Linked DNA regions of Homo sapiens: region 1 is linked to region 2. Evidence: chromatin loops called from intact Hi-C (ENCODE). Cell type or tissue: Caco-2. All regions are shown on one strand. Each heading gives the region's core, and the rest is flanking DNA. Links, peaks and the distances in the headings are about the cores only. Region 1 holds the start of CACNA1F (calcium voltage-gated channel subunit alpha1 F). Region 2 holds the start of PLP2 (proteolipid protein 2).

Region 1 (8,843 bases), core at 305-8,304, 58 kb after region 2:
GTGACTGGGGCCAGAGGTCAAGGACTGAGATCGAGGCTTGAGGCTAAAGAAAGGACTTGAGTCAGGGTTTGGACTGGCTTCTGGGCTGGGTCAGGGGCTGGGGGCCCTCACAGGCAGCGTGTACAGCTGGCCAGAGCCCCCTCCTCCTCATCCTCATCGCCTTGGGTCTCTGTCATGGAACCGGTGTCACTGGCTGGGAGGCTGGCTGTAGGCAAGGTGGGGATAGTGGTCAGGACCTGAAGACCCCGAGGTCCAATCTTTGGCTTTCACCTCTGCCTACCCACCCCCACCCCAGCCTGGCTGGACCCCCACCATGGCTGCTGGTGGAGTGTGTGGAGCGAGTAGAATGACTGAACCAGCGCAGACGTCCACGCCTCCTATTGGTCAGCTCGGCCAGCTGTGGCCCTGCAGGGAGAGAAAGGACAATTAGGGAGGACATACTGGGGGCAGGGTTAGGGCCATGTCTAGGGTAGGGGTGTCATTTGGAGTCTTTATAGCTGAGGCTGGTCTTGATTCTGCATTTTGAGCCATAACTTGGGGGCTGGGGCTAGAGTTGTTGCAGATCAGGCCTGGGTGGGTCTCAGGAGGGCAGACCACATCTAAGGCATGCAGGGAATGGGCCAGATTGGAGTTGCCTACGATGGCCCGCCCGGCCCTCTTCAGCCATAGAACCAAGGTTGTCATCGGCGGAGGGGTCCTCCATGTCCAGCTCTTCGGCTTGAGTGATCCAGTCCAGGTAGCCCCGCAGGTCTTCCTCCATCTGCTGCTTCTCCCGCTGCTTCTGGAAGTCCCCGCGAGCTTTCGCTTTCTCTCTCTCCTTGGAGAACTCCCTGAGGGAGGAGGATAGAGGGCTAGGGGGAGGAGCCAATCTGAACACCTTGCTTTCATCACTCCAGCCACACTAGCCTCCTAGCTACTCTTTGAATATGCCAAGCACATTCTAGCCTCAGGGCCTTTGCACTGACCATTCTCTTTGCTTGGAATGCTTTTCCCTCAGATAACCACATGGTGCACCCACCTCATCTCTTTTTTTTTCTTTTCCCCAGATACAGGGTCTCACTCTATCACTCAGGGTGGAGTGCAGTGGTGTGATCATAGCTCACCGCAGCCTCGACCTCCTGGGCTCAAGCGATCCTTCCACCTCAGCTTCCTGAGTAGCTAGGACTACAGGTGTGCGCCACCATGCCCAGCTATTTTTGTTCATTTTTTGTAAAGATGAAGTCTCACTATGTTGCCCAGGCTGGTCTCGAACTCCTGACCTCAAGCCATCCTCCTGCCTTGGCCTCCCATAGTGCTGGGATTACAGGCATGAGCCACTGCACCTGGCCTCTTTCACATTTTTACTCAAATAACACCTTGTCAAGACAGCCTTTCCTGACATCCCTATTTATAATCACAAGATCTCTCCATTCTTATCTTTTATCTTTCCTTTCTTTCCACAGTACATATTCCATATAAAACACTATATATATGTGTGTGCCAATATATAAATGCACACACTTATTTTATTGCATATGTTGCTACTTTCTGTCTCTCCCCATCAGAATGTAAAACCAGGAAGGCAGAGATTTTTGTCTTTTGTTCCACTCCTAAAATGGTGCCTCACATACAATAGATGCTCATGATTGAATGAAGGAGTATTTCAGATGGGTTTTGAAGGATGTCTAGGAGTTTGCCAGGCACAAAGAAGTGGGCAGTGGCTGAGGGGTGGGAAGCAGGGAGTGTCTAGGTCTCTCACCCACTCAGGACGCCAAGCACAAGGTTGAGGACGAAGAAGGACCCAAAGATGACAAGGCTCACAAAGTACACCCAGGGCAGTTCATACCCCATGGCATCTTGCATCTGGGGAGAGAAAAGGCATGCATCCCTCAGGGTAGGCAGACACTCCTGCGTGAGTGTCAGGGAGGAAAGGCAGGTGCAGCCTTTGAGCTCTGTGCCCACAGTCCACCTCACCCAGTAGAGCACATCGGTCCAGCCTTCCATGGTGACACACTGGAAGACTGTCAGCATGGCGAAGAAGAAGTTGTCAAAGTTGGTGATGCCTCCATTGGGCCCTGGCCAGCGCCCGCGGCACTCAGTCTGGTTCAGCGTGCACGCACGCCCTGATCCCGAAGACGCACAGGGCGATGGGTCCTCCTCCGCTTCCATGTCTGCAGGAAGACTGGAGCTTGGGGCTTCGAAGCAGGCCCACTCTCAGTCGCTGCCACCCTGAAGCCCCGCCCACTTAGGAAGCTCGACTTGGGTCCTAGATTTTTCTCTTTCTCTCTTTCTTTCTTTCTTTTTTTGAGACGGGGTCTCCCTCTGTCGCCCAGGCTGGAGTGCAGTGGCACGATCTCGGCTCACCACAACTTCCGCCTCCCGGGTTCAAGCAATTCTCCTGCCTCAGCCTCCTGAGTAGCTGGGATTACCGGCGTGTGCCACAACGCCCGGCTAATTTTTTTTGTATTTTTAGTAGAGACGGGGGTTTCACCATATTGGTCAGGTTGGTCTCGAACTCCTGACCTTGTGATCCGCCCGCCTCGGCCTCCCAAAGTGCTGGGATTACAGGCGTGAGCCACCGTGCCCGGCCAGTCCTAGATTTTTCTAAGGCAACACTTAGCTCCACTTCTAGGGCAGAACCCTGCGAGCTCCGTATTCTGAACCACTGGGAAGCTAGGGATCCCACCAACCGGGATTTAAATCCTGGCGTGGAGTCTTGTAAATAACAATGAGGCAAGAGCCTGGGGGCGGAGTCTTGTGAATTTGGACGCGTCTCTTGAAAATAGGGGAGGGGCAAGGCATGGGCGGGAGTCTGGGTAAATGGTCTGAGTGTATGAGAACAGTCGTGGAGAATAAAGCTTTTTTTTGGTTTGTTTTTGTTTTGTTTTTGAGACCGAGTCTCACTCTGTCGCCCAGGCTGGAGCGCAGTGAGTGGTGCGATCCGATCTCAGCTCACTGCAACCTCCATCTCCCAGGCTCAAGTGATTCTCATGCCGCAGCCTCCCGAGTAGCTGGGATTACAGACATGCACCACCACGCCCGGCTCAACTTTGTATTTTTAGTAGAGATGGGGTTTCACTATGTTGGCCAGGCTGGTCTCGAACTCCTGACCTCAAGTGATCCATCTGCCTCGGCCTCCCAAAGTGCTGGGATTACAGGCGTGAACCACGGCGCCCAGCCGAGGATAAAGTTTTTTAAAATTGTTTTTGTTATTATTTTTTGGAGACTGGATCTCACTATTTTGCACAGGCTGGTAGCAAACTCCTGGGCGTAAGTGATCCTCCCGCCTCGGCCTCCCAAATGCCGGGAATACAGGTGTAAGCCAAGGCGCAGAGTTTTTGTTTTGTTTTGTTTTGTTTTTGAGACGGAGTCTCGCTCTGTCGCCCAGGCTGGAGTGCAGTGGCGCATCTCGGCTCACTGCAAGCTCCGCCTCCTGGGTTCACGCCATTCTCCTGCCTCAGCCTCAGGTTCACGCCATTCTCCTGCCTCAGCCTCCCGAGTAGCTGGGACTACAGGCGCCCGCCACCATGCCCAGCTAATTTTTTGTATTTTTTTAGTAGAGGCAGGGTTTCACCGTGTTAGCCAGGATGGTCTCGATCTCCTGACCTCGTGATCCGCCCGCCTCGGCCTCCCAAAGTGCTGGGATTACAGGCGCAGAGTCTTGTCTTAAGTGCGGGGCACTTGCACTTAAGTCTTAAGTGCGGGGCAGGACCTTAGCCTGTGGGTACAGTCTCGTGATGGGGCGGAGCTATTAGCGAGGTGGGGTTGTAGTCTGATTTAGGGCAGAGTCTTGAATATATGGGTGGGACTTGGTTATCTGGGGATGGAACCTGAGCCTGGGGGCCGAATCTTGTGCATTTCAGTGGGTTTCCCTGAGTGCAGCATTGGATCTAGGAACCGAAGGAGGGGGCATGTTCTGCCTAGGAGGGGCGGGCAGACTAACCGGATCCCAGGAAGTAGCACGTCTTGTGCATTCGTCCAAGGAACAGCTCGAGCCCAATGATGGCATAAATGATGATGACGAAGAGCACGAGCAGTGCAATGTGCAGCAGCGGCACCAGAGCCTTCATGATGGAATTGAGCACTATGTGCAGGCCTGCGGGGAGGGAGGGGGAGGCAGAAATAAGGGCGGGGTCAGCTCAGCCCCACCCCCACCCTCCACCTCCGACCTCGGGGGATGTGCCACTCACTCGGGACCCCAGACACCAGCCTCAGTGGCCGCAGCACCCGAAACGCCCTCAATGCCTTCACATCGAAGCCTCCTGGCTTTCCCCCGGTGTGCGGGGCGTCGCCTGGCCGTCCGGGGCCCTGCTCCAGCAGAACGCTGAACAGCCTGATGGGGGAGCACCGGGCAGGGAGGCGGAGGTCAGGCCTTGGGATTCCCCCCTCCACCCTAACCTTCTCAGAAAAGCACAAGTCCCTGTAACTAGAAATAGAAATGGGTTTTAATAATATTCCTGATTCTGGCTGCCGAATGGGGGCGGTCTGAAAGAGTCGCTTTCCTGAGCCCAGAATTCAGCGGGCCTGACGGTAGGAAGGCGACTAGGGTGGGGTGCCTCCCGCAGACGCGCACCCGACCACGACGATGATGAAGTCGAGTAGGTTCCAGCCATTGCGGATGTAGGCGCTGGGGTGGAGCACCAGCCCGTAGGCCACGATCTTGAGCACCGTCTCCACAGTGAAAATCACCAGGAATACGTACTCCACCTGCTCCTGGGGGTGGGACCGGGGGGCGGGTCGGGAAGTCGAGGAGTTATTTGAAGGCGAGGTTTGACGGGGGCGTGGGGAGCATAGTCAGGACCGAGGGTGGGGCTGAGCCAGGCAGGGCCATCCGGGTCAGAGAGGGGGCGGGGTCTGGCTGGAAGGAGTGAGCTCTACTGGGGCTCTATTTGGCTGGGAACTGGCTGGGGCGGGGCGGGCCTTACCAGGTTGTGGTTGGCAGTGTTGGAGTCGTCCTCAGGGAAGGGGATGTAAACTCCCAGGGCCACGCAGTTGGCAAAGATGGTCAGCAGGATGAGGATGTCGAAGGGCCTCAGGTGGACACAGTCAAGGACCCTGGCAGAGTGGCATTGGAACCCCCCTACTCCCTTGGGAACCTCCCACCCAGTGCTGACCCTTGACGCCCAAGGTGACAGGTCCTGGCATTCTCGACCCCTGCCCTGACAAGGCCTTGACTTTGTCCCTCCTGGAAACCTTAACCATCCCCAACTCTTGCTGTGATTCAGTCCTTGACTCTTGAACCCTGGTGACCTTTGCCTTTCTGAACCTGCCCCCCAACCCAGTTCTTGACTCTTGACCTTGATGATCTCAGCCCTCCTCTGTTCCAGCCCTGACCCAATTCTTTACTCCTGGTACCCTGATGACCCTTACCCCTGGGCCCTGCCCCTGCCTTCCAGGATGCTTCCACTCCACGATGCTGATGCAGGACCGTCGCAGAGGATTGGCCAGGGTGAGGCAGAAGAGTGCCCGAGGTGACCGCTGGGCACTGGCCACTGCCACTGTCTTGTGCTTGCTGTGCTGGTTTCTTCGCTTAGGGGTCCCTAGGCCTGATGCCCCACTGCTTTCACCTTCCACAGCTGGGGGCCCGGGGCACAGCCCCCATTCGGGACCAGGGCCTGCCCCATTGGCTGGACTGGGCTCTGGGGTGGTGTCTATATGGAGAAACTGTGTCAGGGAGGGACAGGGTATTGGGGCAATTGTGGCTGCTTCCTACCTGATCCTGTCCCTCTGTTTGAAGGAAGGAGAGAAGAGCATGGAAAATTAGGGAGAACTGGGAGTAGCTGGGTTAAGGACTGGGAAGTAAGAGTGTTCGAATTAAGATTAGAGTGAGAGTTTATAGGGGAGTGAAGGTGAGATTACATTTCCAAGTGAAGTAGGGTTTGGTGTTTAAGTTGGGGGTAGAGTTTAAATTGCCATGGGGTGGGCGAATTTAAGGTTAAATTTGAGTGGTGGGTTTTGGGTTAGGGTGGGGATGGGTTTAGACATAGGTAGGAGTGGAGTTTTGTCTAAGGGTTAGGACTGGGTATTTTGAATTGGAATTAGAATTAGGATACAGGTTAGGGTCGAAGTTGAGTTTTGAGTGGGACTTGAATTTTGCATTGGGGTTTTCAGCTAAGGCCACTCCCAGTTCCCATGGTCTCGTTTCAGCCTCAGAGGGCGGTAGATTGGCCTGGTTAAGATTCCCAGCTTTGGATGAAACAAGCTGCCTGAGTTTAAATCCTGACTTTACCACTTGGTAGCTATGTGTTGCCTTGGGCAAATTATGTAATCTCTTTGAGCCTCAGTTTCCTTATCTGTATAATAAGGATGATAATAACAGTACCTAAAATATAGCGGTGTTATGAGGATTAAATGAGTTCAGAATCAAAAGAATGCCTGGCACATAGAGTTATTCCCATTTTGCAGATGAGAAAATTGAGAAGAAAAAGTTAAGTGACTTGCTGAAGTGGCTGAATGGGGAGTCACACTCAGTCTAACTCTAGAGCCCTCATGGCTTACTACCACCATCAAGTATGTCTTCTCTCTCTTTCTCTCTTTTGTTTTTGTTTTTTTTTTTAAAGGGTCTGTGCACTTTCTGGAAAGTCAGAGACTGCAATCACTAACAGTATTGACATCCCGGGGTTGAGGTTGAGGTTAGGTCACTTTAGGTCTGTATCTGGGGTGGGGTTTAGACTCTAACAGGGGTTTGCCTTCTGGCTGGTAGAGTTTGTGTTAGGTTTCAGGTGGGCGTTTGGATAGGGGTCAGAGCCAGGATTGAGGTTGGGTTTCCTTTGGGAACTAAGGCTGTGGATGAGGCTGAGAGGCCATGGGGGGTGGTGTCTGGGTCAGGCTGAGCGTTAGGGCTCTGGTGGCAGAGAGGCTGTTTGGGGCTGGCTGGGATGGGGAACAGGGTGATGTGGTTCTTGTCCCCTAGAGGCTCTCTGGGGGTGGGGTCTGGGTGGGCAATGGGTGGGTCAGAGGGGCTCTACCTTGCTCCAAGGGTCTGCAGGGATGGAAGGATTCTCTCACCTTTCCCGCCTTCAGATTCCGACATCTTTCTTTCGAGATTGAAGGGCCATCTGCACACAACCCCCCTCTCTTCCCCCAGCTTTGGAGGGATTAAGGCCGCAGGGCGGGGCAATAACAGTGTTGTATGGGAGGGTGGCGGTGGGGGTGCAAATGGGACGTTTGTGGGCCAGAGCCTGGCAACAGATGAAATATTTACCAAATATATACCTGCAGCAAACAGTCAAACTAAAATAAGAAAAACGATGTCATTTTCCAGTAGTATATGGAATTCGAAGTATGTAGGAAAAACCTAATATATGTGCAATATCTCTATGGAAAAAAGATCAAATATTATCAATTATTATTATTTTTAGAGACAGGGTCTTGCTCTGTCACCCAGGCTGGAGTGCAGTGGCGTGATCATAGCTCACAGTAGCGTTGAATTCCTGTGCTCAAGTGATCCTCTGACCTCAGCCTCTGTAGCTGGGACTGCAGGTGTGCACTACCATGCCCAACTATTTTTTTTTTAAATTTTGGGTTGCTTCGAACTTTATTTGAGAACAACAGAAGATAAACCTATCAAAAGAACACACAGGTGGGTGCGGGGGCACGGCTAGTGGCGGCGGCCGGGGTGGGCATCCGGGCTAAGGCTTTTACTTGGCTGCAGACTGGTCGGATTTCGCAGCTCCTAGGCCCCCAAGCTGGGCCCGTGACTCCAAGGTGATCTCGTTGGACTGCGTGGCTAGCTTGGGCATGGGGGCCTCCACGGTCAGTGTGCCCTCAGGGGACAGGGAGGAGGAGACCTTGGTGGGGTCCACACCGGGGGGCAGCGTGTATTTCCGGGTGAAGCATCGGGAGATGTAGCCATGCTCGTCCTGCCGCTCCTCGTGCTTGCTGGTGATCTCCACCATGCCATCCTTGGTCTTGACCGTCAGCTCGTCGGAGGCGAAGTAGTTGATGTCCAGGGATACGCGCCAGCGGTCCGCTGTGGGCCGATTCTCCGAGACCCCGCCGCTGAGCTGCCGGCTGAGCGCGTAGCTGTAGGCGGGCGCGGCCACCGCGGGGCTCTCGACCGCGGCGGGGGCAGGGGACGCACGTAGCGGGGCCAGCAGCTGGTGCCCAACCACTGCGACCAGCCCGAAGGCCTGGTCAAAGAGGCGACTGTGCGGGTACCAGTCGCGGAAGGGGTCCCAGCTGGGGTCCCGCAGGAGCGAGAAGGGGACGCGGCGCTCGGTCATGCTGGCTGGCTCTGCTGGGGACGTCTGCTTGGACAAGTGTCAATTTTTTTTTTTTTTTTAAGAGATGGTGTATTGCTGTATTGCCCATGCCGGTCTCAAACTCCTGACCTCAAGCGATCCTCCCGCCTTGGCCTCCAAAACTGCTGGGATTGCAGGTGCGCGTCGGCTGTTCAAGAAATGGTTACATAGATTTCTTTTGCTTTATTTATTTATTTAGAGACGGAGTCTCGCTCTGTTGCCCAGGCTGGAGTGTAATGGCGCAATCTCAGCTCACTGCCACCTTCGCTTCCCCAGTTCAAGTGATTCTCCTGCCTAAGCCTCCCGAGTAGCTGGGACTACAGGCATGTGCCACCATGCCTGGCTAATTTTTCTCATTTTAGTAGAGAGGGGGTTTCACCATGTTGGCCAGGCTGGTCTCGAACTCCTGACCTCAGGTGATCCACCCGACTCGGCCTCCCAAAGTGCTGGGATTACAGGCGTGAGCCACTGCACCCAGCCGGTTACATAGATATTTGCTGTGTAATTATTCTTTGGAGTGTACAAATGTGTATCATATTAAAGCATTTATTGAATGCATGGACACTAGTAACTATAACTTACATAGTGCTTTCTTATCTTATGTGTCAGGCACATAGTACA
Region 2 (10,148 bases), core at 1,328-9,327:
CAGAGTTTCCTTCACCCTGGGAACAGAGCCCTACAGCCAGGGCTTATATGGCCAGCGGGACTCCAACCGGGGTAGCCGCGAGGAAGGCGCTGGCAGAGGACAGAAATGTCCAGTCACCTCCGCTGTCACCACATCCTGAGCACTCGGCCCCATCCCCCCACAGGAGGGAAGCTGTGGTCTGACGGAATGGGCAACTTTCGCCCCTGTGGGGAGGGGACGGGGAAGGAAGAAAGAATTTAAAGGACCGGAATGCGAGAGTCCAGGTGGCCTTGGAGAGGAAAGAGGAACGGTGAAGACAAGCTGCGAGAGCTGGGAGCTGGAGGGTGAAGAGGTGAACACTTGAGTGGTTAGAGCTGTAGATAGACATTGTGGGGAAGTGTGCCAGGGTGGCTTCCAGCTACCCCTGACTTAGAGCCTGGTGGAGGTGTGGTTCTTCAGAAGTCAGCAAAGGGCTCAAGAGCCCCAGTCTATAAATACAGTCACACCCAGGAGACTAATAATAGTAACCCCAGCCACCATGTACTTAGTTTTATCCCTGCTACTGGCTTTATTGCAATATTTATTTTCATCTACAATAGTTGCACATCTACTCAACTATCCGAATATGTCCATTTCGCAGAGGAGGAAAGTGAGGCCCAGGGAGTGCAGATAGCTACAGAGAGGAGGGTCAAAGCACGATTTAATCAAGGCCTGATTCCCAAGTCTGTCCTCTCAATTTCACCTGCATTGACAAGTATTAATTGAACCCCAACTGTATATGTTGCACTGTGCTAGGTACTGTGGAGATGCTGGAGGAACAAGACATAAAATTTCTTTGTGTAGCTGATGTATGTAATGAGAGTAGACAGATGTCAGACAAAAAAGACGAGAAAATGAATAAATAAAAAACCAGGCCAGGCGTGGTGGCTCACGCCTGTAATCCCAGCACTTTGGGAGGCCGAGGCTGGTGGATCACGAGGTCAAGAGTTCAAGAGCAGCCTGGCCAAGATGGTGAAACCCCGTCTCTACTGAAAATACAAAAATTAGCCAGGTGTGGTAGCAGGTGCCTGTAATCACAGCTACTCGGGAGGCTGAGGCAGAGAATTGCTTGAACCCAGGAGGTGGAGGTTGCAGCGAGCCAAGATCGCACCACTGCACTCCAGCCTGGGTGACAGAGCGAGAATCAGTCTCAAAAAAAAAAAAAAAAAAAAAAAAAACTTCAGGCCAGACATGGTGGTTTGTGCCTGTAATCCCAGTACTTTGGGAGGCGGAGGCGGGTGGATTGTTTGAGCCTACAAGTTTGATACCAGCCTGGGCAACATAGACCTTGTCTCTACAAAAAGTTTAAAAATTAGCTGGGAGTGGTGGCTCATGCCTGTAGTCCCAACTACTTGGGACACTGAGGTGGGAGGATCACTTGAGCCTGGGAGGTCAAGGCTGCAGTGAGCCATGATTGCACCATTCCACTCTAGCTGGAGTGACAGTGAGACCTTATCTCAAAAAAAAAAAAAAAAAAAAAAAAAAGGCCAGGCTCGTGGCTTACATCTGTAATCCCAACACTTTGGGAGGCCAAGGCAGGCGGATCACCTGAGGTCAGGAGTTCGAGACCAGTCTGACCAATATGGAGAAACCCCATCTCTACTAAAAATACAAAATTAGCCTGGTGTGGTGGCACATGCCTGTAATCTCAGCTACTCAGGAGGCTGAGACAGAAGAATCGCTTGAACCCGGGAGGTGGAGGTTGCGGTGAGCCAAGATTGTGCCATTGTACTCCAGCCTGGGCAACAAGAGCAAAACTCCTTCTCAAAAAAAAAAAAAAAAAAAAAAGACAATTTCAGAGAGAAGTGAGAGTCATGAAGCTATGAAGCTAGCAAAAGGAGGTTACATTGTGGGAGATGATGGTGAGCTTCTGGCCTCTTTGAAGACATAACTCTTGAGCTGCAACCTGAATGACCAGAAGCCAGGTATATGAAGCACTGAGTGAAGGGCATTGACAGCAGGGGGAATAGCAAGTGCAAAGGTGTTGAAGTGGAACCAGGTTCATCTTGTTTCAGAAATTCAGACGTGTCCTCACAGAGTTGGAAAGCACATACTCATCACTAGGAAAAGTATGTTTCATCCCTTCCACTATTCACTCACTCTTCCGGCAACCGGGGCTGAAAGAGGGGAGCTCTTTCCTTAGTTTTGAGGGGCCCTGTGTTGGCAGAGAGAGCAGGCAGGCCCTTGGGTTGAATCCTCCTGGCCATCCAGTTATGATTCTCCCCCACTTCAAATGAGATGAGAATAAAAACAACTTCTAGTCTGGAGAGTGTGTCCCTCAGGGTACCTCTGGGATCCTGATTCCAGGAGACGAGATGCATGTCTTAGATGCAGAAATTAAGGCTGAGCTGGGGGAAATTACTTGCTCAAAATAACACACTTAGCCAGGCGCAGTGGCTCACGCCTGTAATCTCAGCACTTTGGGAGGCCAAGGCGGGAGAATTGCTTGAGGTCAGGAGTTCAAGACCAGCCTGAGCAACATAACGAGACCTTGTCTCTACTAAAAAATAAATAAATACAAACAAAGTGTCTACAAATGTCACCCAGCCTTGCACCCCAGGAGCCATCCATTCATCTTGCCAATCCCCCAGAAATAAACTTTCCTATTCCTCATGTACGATTGTGCTGACTGGCCCCTCTCTTCAGAACCAGGAAACTGAGGCCCAACATTTAGGGCCAGGACTTCCTTGGGATTGCAGAACACAGAATCAGACCTTGGGCTCTCTGGGCTCTAACACTACTACAAAATATGTTTTTTTAAAATAGAGACAAGCTCTCACTACGTTGCCCAGGCTGGTCTCGAACTCTTGAGCTGAAGTGATTCTCCTACCTCGGCCTCCCAAAGTGCTAGGATTACAGGCATGAGCCACTGCTCCTGGCCTTGGGCTCTAACACTTGAAACAATGCTTGCCCTATTTCTGAGCAACTCAATGCTCACCAACCCCTATTCTCACACAGCCTTTACACTGGCAGGGTCTTATTCTCATCACTGCTCAGAGGTTTATTCCACTGTCCACAATCCATTATCCAAAAACAAAAAGCTCTGGAAACTGATGGTTTTCCCACAAGATAGGCACTATTTGGTTACAAAACCTGACCTGATCTAACGAGGAACAATTTTCTTTCTTCCTTTCTTTTTGTTTTTCCTTTTTTGGAGACAGGGTCTTGCTCTGTTGCCCAGGCAGGAGTGCAGTGGTCTGATCATGGTTCACTGCAGCCTTGAACTCCCAGGCTCAAGCAATCCTCCCACCTCAGCCTCCCGAGTAGTTGGGATTACAGGCACGTGCCACCATGCCTGGGCTAATTTTTTTCTTTTTTCTTTTTTTTTTTTTTTTTTGAGACGGAGTCTTGCTCTGTCGCCCAGGCTGGAGTGCAGTGGCGCAATCTTGGCTCACTACAACCTCCACCTCCCAGGTTCAAGCGATTCTCCTGCCTCAGCCTCCTGACTAGCTGGGATTATAGGCGAGCGCCACCACACCCGGTTCATTTTTTGTGTATTTTTAGTAGAGACGGGGTTTCACCATGTTGGACAGGCTGGTCTCGAACTCCTGACCTCGTGATCTGCCCACCTCGGCCTCCCAAACTGCTGGGATTATAGGCTTGAGCCACCGCGTCCGGCCGCCTGGGCTAATTTTTAAAATTATTTGTAGAGATGAGGTCTCACTGTGTTGCCGAGGTTGATCTCCAACTCTTGGGCTCAAGCGATCCTCCCACCTGAGGCTCCCAGAGTGTTGGGATTACTGGCATGAGCCACTGCGCCCAGCCGAGGAACACTTTTCAATCCTTACCCAGTTATTGTGAACGTTCATACCTTTTCTTGAAGAAATACCGTTTTTGTTGTTGTTGTTGTTTTTGAGACGTAGTTTCGCTCTTGTTGCCCAGACTGGAGTGCAATGGCATGATCTTGGCTCACCGCAACCTCTGCCTCCCGGGTTCAAGCGATTCTCCTGCCTCAGCCTTCCGAGTAGCTGGGATTACAGGCATGCGTCACCGTGCCCAGCTAATTTTTGTATTTTTAGTAGAGACGGTGTTTCTCCATGTTGGTCAGGCTGGTCTCGAACTCCCGACCTCAGGTGATCCACCCGCCTCGGCCTCCCAGTGTTGGGATTACAGGCGTGAGCCACCGCGCCTGGCCCTTTTTTTTTTTTTTTGTAACGCGGCAGCTCCAAACCCCGCTGAGAGTATATGCATGGGAAAACTTTCTGAAATCAAAAATATTCCGAATTCTGGCAACATACTGGGCCCCAAGTCTTTCGGATTTAACTCTGCCTCGGCCGTTTTATTCAGTTAAGGAAACTGAGTCACTCCATCCCAAAGCCAGATTCCCGCGGTTCTAAGCTGAAGCTGTCTCGGGTGCATTTGCATTCCAAAAAGGCGAAGGGTCCCGCTATTACTGCTCCTGGTACCTGGAGCTGCCAAGCACCCCTGCGATGGGGCGCCCCGGGGGCTGTGCGCCAGGCTGGGAGTATCCTTGGGGGGCGGGGCGAGGGGGCTTCCGGGGCGGCAGCCACCTGGCCCGGCTCCGGCCCCGCCCGCGTCAGCTCTGCGCGGTGATTCACTCCCTCCTTCGCCCCGGGGCCCCCTTCCCGGCCAGACGGCGGGCAAGACAGCTGGGTGTACAGCGTCCTCGAAACCACGAGCAAGTGAGCAGATCCTCCGAGGCACCAGGGACTCCAGCCCATGCCATGGCGGATTCTGAGCGCCTCTCGGCTCCTGGCTGCTGGGCCGCCTGCACCAACTTCTCGCGCACTCGAAAGGGAATCCTCCTGTTTGCTGAGATTGTGAGCGTTCTGGGGCAGGCGCGTGGGCAAAAGCGGGATGGGGTGGCTGGACCATGCGGAACTGGATGGTCCGGGTGAGGCAGGCACTTGGCCGGGGCGCTCGGCAGTGGGGTGCAGGTGGGTGGGTTCACGGTGGAGGCCCGAAACCCGGGGCGCAGGGCGAGTCGGTGGGGTTTGACGAAGGTTGTTGAGATCTGGTGGTCCCCGGGGTGAAGCAAGGAGCCTATAACGCATACGGAGGGCTACGTGGGGACAGCCTGCGTGAACTCATCAGTGGACGCATCGAAGGGGTCCCAGGGTGCTGGGAAGTGGGGGCCTCCTGTGGCAGGGCGTGGCGCGGCCTGGGCACAGGAGGGCGGGCTGGCAGCGCGCCCAGGGGCAGGGCCTGTTGGGGTGGGGCCCCCCCGCCCCGCGCTAGTCCCGCGGTGTAGAGCGCCCCGCCCTTCGCCAGTTCTTCCTCGCCCTTCAGAGGCCGGGCGGGATGTCCTTAGCTTTTCGGGGTTTCCACCCTTCTCAAAGTGGGCGCCGCCTTTGAGTCACTTGTAAAAGGGGTGCGGCGCCTTTAACGGAGTCCTGCCTCTCTGGTGTCACTCTCACCGCTTCCCAAAGGGGTTGCTGGGGGAACCGCGTGTTCCGCCCCGGTCAAGGCCACAAAGCTGGCGTCAGCGGGGCTCACAAAACACCTGGCAGCGCCACTCCCCTCAGGCTGCCCGTAACCTAGAAGGGAAAAGAGGAAACTGAGGCACCCAACTCTACTCCTTACTTGTTGGGTGACCCTGGCCAAGCCATTAAACCTCTCTGTGCCTCAGTTTTCTCGTCTATAAATTAGAAAGAGTAATAATAGTACCCAGAGCATTAGATTGTCGTGATGATTGAATTTGGAACACAGTGAGCACATAAAAAGTGTTTAGCTATTATTGTATGTCATTTCCCCAGCCCTCGTAGGCATCTTAGTATGGGACCCCCAATTTAAACCAATCTTCTCAGCCCTGGTTGCTGATTGAGGTCCCCTTTCCCATGTCACCCTTCCAGATATTATGCCTGGTGATCCTGATCTGCTTCAGTGCCTCCACACCAGGCTACTCCTCCCTGTCGGTGATTGAGATGATCCTTGCTGCTATTTTCTTTGTTGTCTACATGTGTGACCTGCACACCAAGATACCATTCATCAACTGGCCCTGGAGTGTGAGAAGGGGTCCACAATGGCAAGACCAGGGAGGGGTCTGGGCAGTTAGGATTGTCGGGGAACTGTGGTTGCTGACTTCCCTCTTCTCCTCCCTACACCTCACAGGATTTCTTCCGAACCCTCATAGCGGCAATCCTCTACCTGATCACCTCCATTGTTGTCCTTGTTGAGAGAGGAAACCACTCCAAAATCGTCGCAGGGGTAAAGGCCATGGGAGCAGCTCTGAAGCACAGAGCGAAGGGTTTGAGGAGCCAGGGACCATTTCTGCCTTTGCTTCTGGCAGAAATCGTGTGACCCACAGCAAGTCACACTTGTCCTCAGACATGGAGGAAAGTCTGGCCCAGGACTTGGTTTTGCCTCCCAAGGTCTTCATTTGCTGTGAAGGGAAGTCCCTTGTCAGACACAAGGACCTTGGTGAGAGGTACAAACAGGCGGCCCCTTTGTCAATGCACTAGACTACCATCTGCAAGAACTTTGTCCCAAATGTAGTAGAAATTGGGGCCGGGCGCAGTGGCTCATGCCTGTATTCCCAGCACTTTGGGAGGCTGAGGCCGAGGCAGGCAGATCACTTGAGGTCAGGAGTTCAAGACCAGCCTGGCCAACATGGCGAAACCCCATCTCCACTAAAAATACAAAAATCAGCCGGGCATGGTGGTGGGCGCCTATAGTCCCAGCTACTCAGGAGGCTGAGGCAGGAGAATCACTTGAACCCAGAAGACAAAGGTTGCAGTGAGCCAAGATCATGCCACTCACTCCAGCCCCAGTGACAGATGGGTGACAGAGTGATACTGTGTCTCAAAAAAAAAAAAAGTATGACTTGAATTGTGCCCCCTACGGGTAGGGCCACAGTGTGGCCTCCCTGTGTTGAGAGGTATAGGAGGAGGGAGAGTGGGGTAGGATGCACTCTCTTGGCCTTTCCCTGGCTTACCAACCCGGTGCTTGAGTCCCATCCTGCGTGGGGCAGGTGCTGGAGGTGGTGGATACAAGAAGATAAGAGACTGAGTAACCTGACCAGCTAATCTAAACCCCCTCACTCCTATCCTGTCCCCCAGGTACTGGGCCTAATCGCTACGTGCCTCTTTGGCTATGATGCCTATGTCACCTTCCCCGTTCGGCAGCCAAGACATACAGCAGCCCCCACTGGTAAGTGTGTGTGTGTGTTGGTTGGGGGTAAGGGGGTTGCTGAGAGGGCAGAGGGAAAAAGGAAAGGGATCTCTTAAAGGCACGAATGCCAACTCTGGTCTCGTATTGGTACTTAGGGCTTTTGTACCAATAGGTACCATAAGCTTCGGTATTCTTGTGTGTAAAATGTTCATGGACTTTGGATCTTGTTTTAAAAAATGGGCATATAGATTCAGCCAATGCTTTCTCTCTTTTCCTCACCTGCAGACCCCGCAGATGGCCCGGTGTAGGCGAACTTCCCTCATTTCTCTCTGCAATCTGCAAATAACTCCTCCATTGAAATAACTCCTCCCCACCCCAACAACAACATTCCCAGCAGACCAACTCCCACCCCCTCTTTGAGGTAAAAGTGCCTTTATTGGGAGACTTTTGTCTTCCAGCCTGCCAATCAACCCTCCTGGGTGTGGCCACCATATGTGTGTGCCTAGGTCCTCCTTCTGCACGATCCAATAGGAGACACCAGTTCTGACTGAACCATGCCCCCACCTAAGTCACAAAATGAGGGAAGTGGGGAGTTAGATTTCAGAGTCCAGGCCCTAGGTTGGGACCCACTCCAAATAATCTCCTCGGTGTGGGTGGTGGTTCTATAGAGGGATAAATGAATAATAAACATTGTTAAAATATACGATAATGAATAAAGTAATCCTTTCATCAAATGTGGGTAAATTTCAAGCATCAGGAGGGGGAAATGGAGTGGAAACAGCTGGGGCAAGGAGGCAAAGAAGCCAGGCCTGTTTTACAACAAATATTAAATTACTTCAATAATACAAACGAGAGGCCCGGTGCGGTGGCTCATGCCTGTAATCCCAGTCCTTTGGGAGGCTGCGGGAGGATTGCTTGAGCCCAGGAGTTCTAGACCAGCCTGGGCAACATGGCAAAACCCCATCTCTACCAAAAAATTAAAAAATTAGCTGGGAACGCTGACACGAGCCTGGAGTCCCAGCTACTTGGGAGGCTGAGGTGGGAGGATAGCTTGAGCCCAAAACTTTTGAGGCTGCAGTGAGCCCTGATCACACCACTGCACTCCAGCCTGGGCAATAGGGTAGACCAAGTCTCTAAAACAGAAACAAAAATAGAAACAAACTGATAAAGGAGGGAGGAAGAGGATTTATGACTTAGGTTGTAGGGGCGGGGCGTGGGGGTGAGGGGCATGGGCCTCATCATCTACTCTGACTGGAGAATGGAGCCCCCTCCAGGACGGCCTGCCTTCAAGCCACGATGCAGTTCTTGTCTCGGGCCTGACGAGGCATCCCTGCGCGAGAGTCCCTGGGGAGCGATAAAGATGGGGAGTTGAAGGTCTCCATTGCAGTGTCCTGAGCAGGCATGGGCCTGCACAAATGCGGGGGCAGAGGGATGCGCTCTCCTAGGAAGAAGCCATCATCCTCTGATGATTCGGAACTGGAACTGGAGGGCGAGCTGGAGCAAGATTCCGAGTCTGACCCTGATCCCGCGTCACATTGATAGTGGCGACGTCTGCTTGGGTGGCGGTTGTGATGGTGATGGTGATTATGATGATGGTGGCGGCGACGGCTGGGGGCCCTGGGTGGGGGACTGCGTGGCCTGCGGCGCTGGGCCGGGGGTGCACTCAGGGTCCGGCGCGGGCCTCCTTCAGACACCAGAGGGTCGCGGAAGCTGACGCGTGGGGTGCTCTGACGACCGAAGGCACTATCATCTGGGCGCAGGTTAGGCTGGCCGGGGGACTCTGGGGGCGGCTCGGGGACACTGCGGAGCCCCAGTTCCGGCATGGAGTGGCGGTGGGGAGCCCCTCTCAGAAAGCGGGAGGGCTCCTCAGGGCCTGTAGCTGTTAAGGGGGAGACAGAGTGACTCCTTGTATCTGCCCTCCCACTGGCCCCCTCCTAAGAGGAGGCCTGCGGAAGGGCCTTCTTTCCTCCACTAAGACTGGGAAAGTGGGGGCAGGGGTCGGAGAATGGCAGGGAGGTGGGAAGTCTGGGAAGTGTGAGGCCTGGAGCAGGCTCTGGGTGTTGAGAGGGTTGGAAGGAAGAACACGGAGCAAGATGGGACTGGTGTGGGGGGCGTGGCCAGGGCACCCGGGGTGGCTTCGGATGGAAGAGGTGTGGCATAGGCTGGAGTAGATTTGGTTTGCAATAAAAGGGGTGGGGCCTGACTGCAGAGGATGAAGGGTGACCGGCTGGAGAAGAGGAAGAGGAACTTGGGGTCAAGCAGAGACAAGTTGAGGTAGGGGACCAGCCCTGTATTGACAGGGTGGAACCAGGGTTCATGAGGCGGGTGTAGTTTGGGATGGAAACCAGGCCTGGACTGGTGTGGGGAAGGAGGATGAGCTGAGAAATGGGCGGGGCCCAGGGATACAGCAGGTGAAGGGCCTGGGCTAGTCAAGAAGGAAGGGCCAGGGCTGAGGCAGGGGCAAGGACATAGGGGTGACTGGGCTGTGGCTGGGTGTGGCTAGAGGGTTAGCTCACCTGGCGCTAACTCTGTGCTGGTGCCTTTGGTGGTGGTCTCTGATGCCCCCTTCACAGCAGAGAAAGAGGCTGTGGAGGCTGCAAGTGGGGCTGTGACAGGGCCGGCACTCCAGCTGCGGCGGCTCGGCCCTGGAGCTGTGGGCTCGGACCCAAGGCTGCAGGCTCGAGAGCAGAAGATTAGGCCTCGGCGTGGCAGGAATGGGCGGCCCAGCAGGGCCCGCCCACAGCGACTACAGCAGAAGCAGCGGTCTGAGGCATGCCAGTGCTGGCCCTCGTAAGCCATCTGGCCTTGGTCCAGGCCTGTGGGGAACGACGAGGGGGAAAAACTGAGGCAGAACCCCCAGGCGTAACCCCACCCCTCGTGAACGAGTCCCTTCTCAAGAAGAGGTGGGGAATCCGAGGCAGGGCACCCCTGGGTGCCTTCCTCCCTCCTCCAGAATGGGGCCCTTTTGGAGAAAGCAGGAAACAGGTTTTGGTTCTCTCCTGGAGACTGGCTGGTGAACCTCTCTCTCACTCCTCCCTTTCTTTCCCAGGGTGCTCTCT

The links. Hi-C counts contacts between places; a loop is a spot of excess contacts. Peaks named below come from ENCODE experiments on the same cell type or tissue, not always from the same donor. Only the 100,000 strongest peaks of a DNase experiment are listed, where the experiment ranks them.
Region 1: it touches region 2 in a loop (5-fold over the local background); 2 of 110 quality-filtered maps call a loop at or near these places.

Annotation. Positions count from the first base shown.
Region 1 is chrX:49,226,298-49,235,140 of GRCh38, forward strand. CACNA1F (calcium voltage-gated channel subunit alpha1 F) reads right to left here and starts at 7,043. Exons shown (of 48, transcript NM_001256789.3): 1 at 6,988-7,043; 2 at 5,381-5,630; 3 at 4,905-5,010; 4 at 4,553-4,692; 5 at 4,170-4,312; 6 at 3,923-4,075; 7 at 1,954-2,150; 8 at 1,739-1,842; 9 at 673-830; 10 at 313-405; 11 at 112-205. The coding sequence starts at 7,012. It also overlaps the pseudogene HSPB1P2. RefSeq lists a silencer at 4,208-4,277 and enhancers at 4,235-4,893, 4,538-4,587. In Caco-2, for the core only: a CTCF peak has its summit at 4,360; a DNase peak (open chromatin) is centred at 4,794; H3K4me3 peaks cover 1,221 bases.
Region 2 is chrX:49,167,298-49,177,445 of GRCh38, forward strand. MAGIX (MAGI family member, X-linked) reads left to right here. Exons shown (of 6, transcript NM_024859.4): 6 at 1-1,477. It overlaps PLP2 (proteolipid protein 2), which reads left to right and starts at 4,601. Exons shown (of 5, transcript NM_002668.3): 1 at 4,601-4,799; 2 at 5,832-5,984; 3 at 6,091-6,186; 4 at 7,038-7,128; 5 at 7,375-7,938. The coding sequence starts at 4,704. The coding sequence ends at 7,397. PRICKLE3 (prickle planar cell polarity protein 3) reads right to left here. Exons shown (of 9, transcript NM_006150.5): 8 at 9,606-9,905; 9 at 7,505-8,968. The coding sequence ends at 8,376. RefSeq lists cis regulatory regions at 1-449, 10,119-10,148, enhancers at 15-64, 75-204, 225-334, 9,203-9,704 and silencers at 4,478-4,577, 5,098-5,297. In Caco-2, for the core only: no CTCF peak of the experiment used is centred there; DNase peaks (open chromatin) are centred at 4,617 and 5,384; H3K4me3 peaks cover 1,587 bases.